3 separate regions of the Homo sapiens genome follow, and regions 1 and 2 are each linked to region 3. Evidence: chromatin loops called from intact Hi-C (ENCODE). Cell type or tissue: OCI-LY7. All regions are shown on one strand.

Region 1 (2,500 bases), 370 kb before region 3:
GCAGGAATGAGCTTGGTATGTTTGGGGGACAGAAAGAAGGGCACTGTGGCCGAAGAGCAGTGGATGAGGAGAGAGTGGCCAAAGAAGGTGTGTAAACAACCTGAGCTTTGTTTTGAGAAGAACATTGGCTGGTATAGAAAGAAAGACTTTGGAGGCAAAGTAGGGAGCCTCGGAGGCTGCTGCCATTGTCCGGGTAAGCTGATGGTGCCGAGACCAGGTGCCATGACTGGAGGTGGTGAGAAATGGTCCTATGCAGGAGACCTGGAGACACCGCTAGCTTGAGTCCTGAGGTGGGGAGGAAGGGAGAGGGAGGGATGGAGCCAGGCTCCAAGGTTTTGGCTTGAGCAGCTGAGATGGGGTGGCAAGGGAGCAGAGGTAGGGCTGACGATCAGGAGCGGGTTTTTGGGCCGAGTCCTCTGCAGTGCCCATCTGACACCCACTGGATGCGCAGAGTGGGCAGCTGGCTATGAGTCTGGAACTCAGAGAAGCTGTTCGCTCCGGAAATACAAACCTGGGGCTCATAGCCATATAAATGTCATTTAAAGCCACGGGACTGGATGAGATCATTAAGGCAGAAGGTCTAGGTCGAAAGAAGAGGGCCAGGACCACTACCTGTAAAATGAGCCAATGACACCTACACCCACGGGGCTCTCGCGAGGTGTCACGTGAACGCACCCAGCGAGCCCTGGAACCAGGCAGAGAATCGCGGCAGCCCCGGGGGCGGGGCTTCCAGGGGGCGGGGTCATACGGGGGCGGGGCCGAGGGACCAAGCGGCCGCTCCTGGCCGGAGGGCGGCCGGGTCGGTGACGTCACCGCATGACTGGGTTTTTATGAATGAAAGGAATCCTGTGAGTGAGTAATTCCGGGAAGCTCGCCTTACAACTCCGCGCGGCCTCGGCCCCCTGCGCCGCCCGCCCCACAACAAAACTCAGCGCAGCGCTCCCGGGCGCCCGGTTCAGAGCGACCTGCGGCTCAGAGCGGAGGGGAGACTGACCGGAGCGCGGATCGGGACAGCGGCCGGGACAGCGGCGAGACGCGCGTGTGTGAGCGCGCCGGACCAAGCGGGCCCAGAAGCGGGTGAGGAACGCGGGACCAGGAGGACGGTGCGCGGGACCCCAAGGCGGCAGGGTTTCTGCGTCCCGGGATGCGCCTGGGGTGGGCGCCCGGGCCCGATCCGTCGGGGCTCCCGGAGCTCCATCGCCCGGACGGCTCGGGGCGGGGAGAAGGGAGCGGCCGTCCCGGGGACGCCGAGGACGGGGCCGAGGCCAGCTCGGGGGAGTGGGGGTGGAGACGGGGCCCCTTCCCGGGGCGCGGGCGGGTAGGCGGCGGCGCCGGGAGGAAGGGGCAGCGCAGGCCGGCGATCTCCGCGTCCGCCCGGCGGGGGCGGGGGCGCTGTGCTCCTACGTGACTCGGTGGGAACAGGCCCTGGCCCGGCGCCCGCGGGCGGTGCGTGCGCGGTTTGTTTACGTCCGAGGGCGGGCGTGTGTTCCCTGGCGGGCGGCCTGGGTATCCTGCCCGGTGCGTGCGTGCGCTGTGTACCTCGGGGGCGTGTGTGCGTGTGTTGTGCTTGTGTGTGCGTGTCCGCGCGCGCGCTCCCTGGGGCCTGTACACCAGCAGTGTGTACCTCGGAGAGGGCGTGCCCTGGGCCGGCCACCGGAGTAAACGCGGAACAAGGACCCGAGCGAAGGAAGCGGACCCGTGCGTCTTCGCACGGGGTCTGGGAATTCTGGCCCGGGCCGCCCCAGTCCTACTACCCGGGGCTGTCCGTCCCCGGCTCTCCCCGGAGTTTCCCAGGGCCTCCGCCACGTGACCCCAGTGTTTGTCTCCCGCCCAGAGCCCGCGCCCGCAGCCACAGGGTGGGGCAAGGTATCAAAGACCCCACCCAGCTGAGCTAGGAGTGAGGGATGTGAGCCACCCCCGCTTGGCACCCCGGTGGATCTGGTAACAAAGTGAGTTGGAGCCCAGGTTCTTGTCCCCAGATTTTGGGGCTTCCTGGGGAGGGAAGAACCAAGGGACTCTCGTTCGTCCCCAGGGTTGCCCATCCCCTCAGTCCCATGAGAACAGGAAGGGCCAGAAAACCTTGACTGCAAGGGTGCGGCGCAGGGAGAGGACCACAGGCTTTTAGCTAGTCCGGGTTCTGGAGGCTGTACCTGCTAGGTCGTGGAGGATGGGGCGGAGCCGGTTTCCGCTCTCCTGGTAGTTTCAGTTCACAAGTGGGACTGGTGAGACTAGACTGACCTACAGCTGGACGCCGGAAGCTAGCTGAGGCTCTGAGCCAGCCGACAGACCCCGAGTGCCCTCACCCTGGGCCAGGCAGGGTCAGTAGGCATTGGGGATAGAACTCTGACTGCACGGAGGGTTAATGAGTGAGGGGTGGGGCCTGACCTAGCCGCCACCCACCCACTCACCCAATAGCCCTGCAGAAAGCACCTGTTTGTCGTAGCCGCCTGCAGGATGGGCTGGGGGCTAGAGATTCCTTGGTCTTAATCCACCTTCCCCC
Region 2 (2,500 bases), 520 kb before region 3:
AGACTAGAGACTGGTTAGCAAGCAAGCGCAGGCCCCATCACCAGCCACTCTGCAGGCATCTGTGACAAGAGGGGGATAAGAACGCAGGACTGGCCCCTGCTGGCTGCACCACCTCTTCTCAGGCCGCTTGAGGGTGACAGTGCACACCTGCCGCAGAAACGCCCTGCTGCTTCCTCCTGGGTGTCCCTGAGCACTTCCTCAGAGAGACCCTCTCAGAGCGGCACGTCTAAAGAACCCCCTGGGCCAGGCATAGTGGCTCATGCCTGTAATCCCAGCACTTTGGGAGGTCGAGGTGGGTGGATCATCTGAGGTCAGGAGTTCGAGACCAGCCTGACCAACATGGTGAAACCCCATCTCTACAAAAAACACAAAAATTAGCCAGTTGTGGTGGCGCTTGCCTGTAATCCCAGCTACTTGGGAGGCTGAGGCAGGAGAATCACTTGAACTCAGGAGGTGGAGGTTGCAGTGAGCCAAGATCGCGCCACTGCACCCATCACCTTTCCCACCCCTCCATTTTATAAAATCTCTGGTGTCTGCCACCAGCTGGAAGCAGTCAACTCTTTGCTTACCAGTTGATTGCCTGCTCCTCCCACTCACGAGGGCTCTATCAAGGCAGGGCCTTGCTTGTCTCGTTCCCTGGTGTGTGGCCTGGACGTAGTAGGTGCTCAAGAAAAATGTACTGAATGAATGAGTGCGTGAATGAGTGAGCATGTGGGATCACCACACTGCTGTGAGGCTCATGTGAGGAAGGGAATGGAAGCTGCTCGGTTCTGGGCCTGTGCACAGAAGGCACCCAGCCTTAGCTGCCCGGGTCACTGTCGTCTGCTTGACCTGAAAGCCCACACTCTAAATGTCTATGTTGACGACGAACTGAGCTGAATTCCAGCAACCCACTCCGGCTTCTGGACCTTTAAGTAAGGAGGATTGCAGGCCTCGGCTGGGGGACAGCGGTGGCTGCAGAGCGGACAGCCAGGCACAACGCGGGCATGCACAAGACCAGCTCACCCGTCCACAAAGTATACAGACCCCTGAGCTCCACGGCAGCCCTGAGTCAGCAGGTGGCGACAGTGGCAGGTGCGGAAAGCTGGGGGCTCTGTGGCGGGCCGCGTGCTCCAGGAGCTGTCTTTCCTAATGGCCACCGGGTGGCAGCACTTCCCCAGGAATGTGGGCAGCAGAGCCAGCCCTTGTGGATTGAATCTCAGACGGAGCCACAGGGATGGAAGCTTGGAGGGGACCCAGACCCAGGGTCACACAACTTTCAGTGGCAGGGCCAGGCCAGGACAGAGGTCACTTGCCTTGGCGCCTGGACGGACTCAGGAGTAGCCTCAGGGGAGGAGGAGATGCGAGCTGAAGAGGGAGGGTGTGAGCCGCCGCCCTAGCTCAGCCTCCTGGGAGTAGGTGGGTGTCCTCACCCTGATTTCAACCCCTAGAATCCTACCCATCCTGAGGAAGGGGCTCTACCCAGCCCTCCCCTCTGAGGCCCTTGCCAGTCGCTGCCCCCAACTGTCTCCCTCGCCAGACTGCGATTCCCAGGGGCCTGGGACTGTGCCTTGTCCCCTCCACCACCCGCCACGGGAAGCCTTTGCACCTTTCCCTCTTTCCCTTTGCCTGCCTCAGCCTGGGCACCACCAGCACCTCCTCCAGGAAGCCTTCGCTGGCCTTTGGTTGGGCAGGAGCCCCTCCTCCGGGCCCACGCAACACCCTGGATTATCTGGGATGGTGAGGCCCTGGGGACACGGATTGCTGGTGCCTCGCACAGGCCCACCTCAGTGTGCACAGACACTGCATGTTCTCACCTCTGGCACAGTGGTCCTCAAACCGCAGCAGGCATTGGCATCACCCACAGAGCGTTGCGAAAATGCAGCCCCCAAGATCTCCCCTTCCCCAGAGATTCCAATCCAACAGGTCTAAGCTGGAGCCCAGGGATCTGCATTTAAGACACTTCCCAGCCAAGTCTGATGCAGAGGCCTGAGCATCTTAGGGTTCATGAAATGCACCATCGGCCCCGACCTCTGCAGGGGTTCAGCAAAATAGCTATAAACAGAAGGACGATAAAAACCTCTGACATCTGTGCTCTGTGAATCACTCGCAAAACACTTTCACACCTGGTTCTCCTTTTTTGTCTTCCCCTTTTAATTAATTAATTTATTTATTTATCTATTTTTTTGAGACGGAGTCTCACTCTGTTGCCCAGGCTGGAGTGCAGTGGTGCAATCTCGGCTCACTCCAACCTCTGCCTCCCGCATTCAAGCAATTTTCATGCCTCAGCCTCCCAAGTAGCTTGGACTATAGGCGTGTGCCACCACGCCCGGCTAATTTTTTGTATTTTTAGTAGAGACGGGGTTTCGCCATGTTGGCCAGGTTGGTCTTGAACTCCTGACCTCAGGTTATCCACCTGCCTCGGCCTCCCAAAGTGCTGGGATTACAGGCGAGAGCCACTGCGCCCAGCCTGTCTTCCTCTTTTTAACCACTGTCTTGGGAGGATCATCATCCTCACTCC
Region 3 (2,500 bases):
AAACACAGTCGTCCTTGTTATATGGAGATGAATGCCCATTTGGGGGAGGAACTGGATAGTGGTGAAAGGCTTTCGCTCTGAGGCCTCACCTAAATAATTATGGGAACTTTTGAGCAACTCGTTAGGTGAAGACATCAACAGTCTACAGAAGAGCTGCAAAGAGCACAGCAAGATGATTTAGGGAAATATAACATATGTAGTTTGGTGTAGTGACAGCTGGGAGAGAGAAATGTTCATAATATTTGAAGGTTGTGTGCAGTACACTTAAAAAAACTAAAATGAGCTGGGTAATGACAAATTCATGAAGGGAGGAGAAAAATCTTATCTGGGTATCATATCGATGGTTAGAGACAACTTTTAAGATATTTAAAACAACAACAAACTCTAGGACAGTTAAAAAGTGCACATGAAGACTTTCCACTAAAATCGGAACCAAAAAAATTGTCTTTCGTATCATACAAAAACTCTGAATATCATGAAGGTGGCATTTCACATCAGTGGAGAAATGATGAATTCAGTGAATAGTGTTAGAACAACTAGGTAACCATCTGGAAGAAAAATAAAATTGGAACCACACTTTACACATTATACCAAAATAAATTCCAGACAGATCAAAAAATTAAATCTGAACAATAAAATAATAAAAGTACTAGAAGAAAATATGGGATATTTAAAATTACTTTGTAATAAGAAACATCTTTTTAAGTATGCTACAAAACTCAGAAGCCATGAAAGATTGTTAAGTATGCTTATATTTAAAAAAATATATCCTGCATGGCAAAATGGTACTTTCCTATCCACAATATAGAACATGGCAAACCAGAGCTTTTGTGTCAATTATTAACTGGATAATATAGCTTGCCTAATTTTTCAAATCCTTCAGGAAGTCCACAATTTCTCTACACAATTTTAAAATTTTGTGTCTTTTTATGATATTTTTAGAAATAAAAAAATAGGCAGTGGGATTATAGTTAAGACCTGAATTTTAAACTATTACACTTTACTGCCCCTCCGTGGACAGTCACCTTATAACCAAATAGAGGCACAGGATTCCAGCGCGTATAGTTGGGCTTCTACAAAGTGATGCTTGCTGATACATATTCTTGAAATTTCAAGAGCTTGAATTTGAGAAATGCTTTAGTAGAGAACTAAAGAATGAAGGCTCATCACGTACAAATTTCACTGGGTAGAATTCCCCTTAAAAATATTTGTTTGTTTTGTTTTGCTTTTTGTTTTTGAGTCAGGGTCTCCCTCTGTCACCCAGGCTAGAGTACAGTGGTAAGTAAGATCTTGGCTCACAGCAGCCTCAATCTCCCGGGCTCAAGCGATCCTCCCACCTCAGCCTCCTGAGTAGCTGGCACTACAGGCACAAGCCACCACACCCAGCTAATTTTTTGGTATTTTTTTTGTAGAGATGTGATTTCACCATGTTGCCCTGGTCTCAAACTTCTGGGCTCAAGTGATCCTCCCATCTCAGCCTCCCAGAGTGCTGGGCTTACAGGCGTGAGCCACTGCATCCAGCAGTGTTCCATTTCTTTATCTCCAATTTCAAATAATTTCCCTTTAAGAATAAGGTACTTGTAGCCTATTGCTGAGACCTGTACCTCTTAGTGGCTCTTCCCCTGGCTACATAAAGGTTTAAAATGACTGCTGTTTGTAAAGAGTCGATTAAAATTTTAACCTAGGGTCTTACATTATTCACCTCCAGTTACAAGAAGGAATACGGGGTACCATAGGAACACATGGGAGGGACATCTTATTCAGTTTGTGGGTAAGTGGGGAACATGGCATTTAGAGGCTGACACCCATGAGTAATTCATTAGTCAGGTAATAAGAGGGAACCAGTACTAACTTAAGAGAGTGCATTTAGCTGGAGCTCAATACTTATTTGTAGAATGAATGACTAGTAAAACACCTCTTACATTCGCCAAACTTTCTCTTTTTTTCTCAGTATTCTAGTTCCATCAATCTTGTCATGCTTTTTTTCTTACACTTCTAGTTTATATAGACATTTCAAATACTGTGTTTCTTGCCTCAGCAGAGGGAATATTCTGAAAGATACTAATTCTGCAGTGTGTGGATTTGCATTAACCTAAAGGGGTTTAGTATAGATTTACTGGAAAGAAAAAAAATCTGTAGGATTATGAACCAAAAAATAAAAAACCAAAGTTCCCATCTTTATTCAAAGCATTGATTAGCAAAAATAAAAGGCAAAAGTTGTATATATTTTTGCATATCTACTTCTTTCTTTCTTTTTTTTTTTTTTGAGGCAGAGTCTCACTCTGTCACCAGCCTGGAGTGCAGTAGCGTGATCTCAGTTCACTGCAACCTCTGACTCCCTCGTTCAAGCGATTCTCCTGACTCAGCCTCCTGAGTAGCTGGGATTACAGGCACATGCCACCACATCCAGCTAATTTTTGTATTTTTTGTAGAGACAGGGTTTCACCATGTTGGCCAGGATGGTCTTGATCTCCTGACCTCGTGATCTGCCCACCTCGGC

Evidence for each region. Hi-C counts contacts between places; a loop is a spot of excess contacts. Peaks named below come from ENCODE experiments on the same cell type or tissue, not always from the same donor. Only the 100,000 strongest peaks of a DNase experiment are listed, where the experiment ranks them.
Region 1: it touches region 3 in a loop (7-fold over the local background); 4 of 110 quality-filtered maps call a loop at or near these places.
Region 2: it touches region 3 in a loop (15-fold over the local background); 84 of 110 quality-filtered maps call a loop at or near these places.

Annotation. Positions count from the first base shown.
Region 1 is chr22:38,201,136-38,203,635 of GRCh38, forward strand. MAFF (MAF bZIP transcription factor F) reads left to right here and starts at 859. Exons shown (of 3, transcript NM_012323.4): 1 at 859-1,077. RefSeq lists silencers at 686-1,015, 1,076-1,515, 2,366-2,445. In OCI-LY7, a CTCF peak has its summit at 1,404; DNase peaks (open chromatin) are centred at 766, 1,466, 2,186 and 2,396; H3K4me3 peaks cover 2,321 bases; H3K27ac peaks cover 395 bases.
Region 2 is chr22:38,051,354-38,053,853 of GRCh38, forward strand. No RefSeq gene overlaps it. Among named protein-coding and RNA genes, the nearest start is that of PICK1, 4.8 kb to the right of the region's middle. RefSeq lists enhancers at 1-83, 1,179-1,228. In OCI-LY7, CTCF peaks have their summits at 92 (motif pointing left), 1,102 (motif pointing right) and 1,302; DNase peaks (open chromatin) are centred at 128, 1,108 and 2,048; H3K27ac peaks cover 1,033 bases.
Region 3 is chr22:38,571,312-38,573,811 of GRCh38, forward strand. It overlaps LOC105373031 (a long non-coding RNA gene), which reads left to right. Exons shown (of 2, transcript NR_134627.1): 2 at 1-47. Among named protein-coding and RNA genes, the nearest start is that of DMC1, 2.4 kb to the left of the region's middle. In OCI-LY7, CTCF peaks have their summits at 964 and 1,167; a DNase peak (open chromatin) is centred at 1,030; H3K4me3 peaks cover 585 bases; H3K27ac peaks cover 648 bases.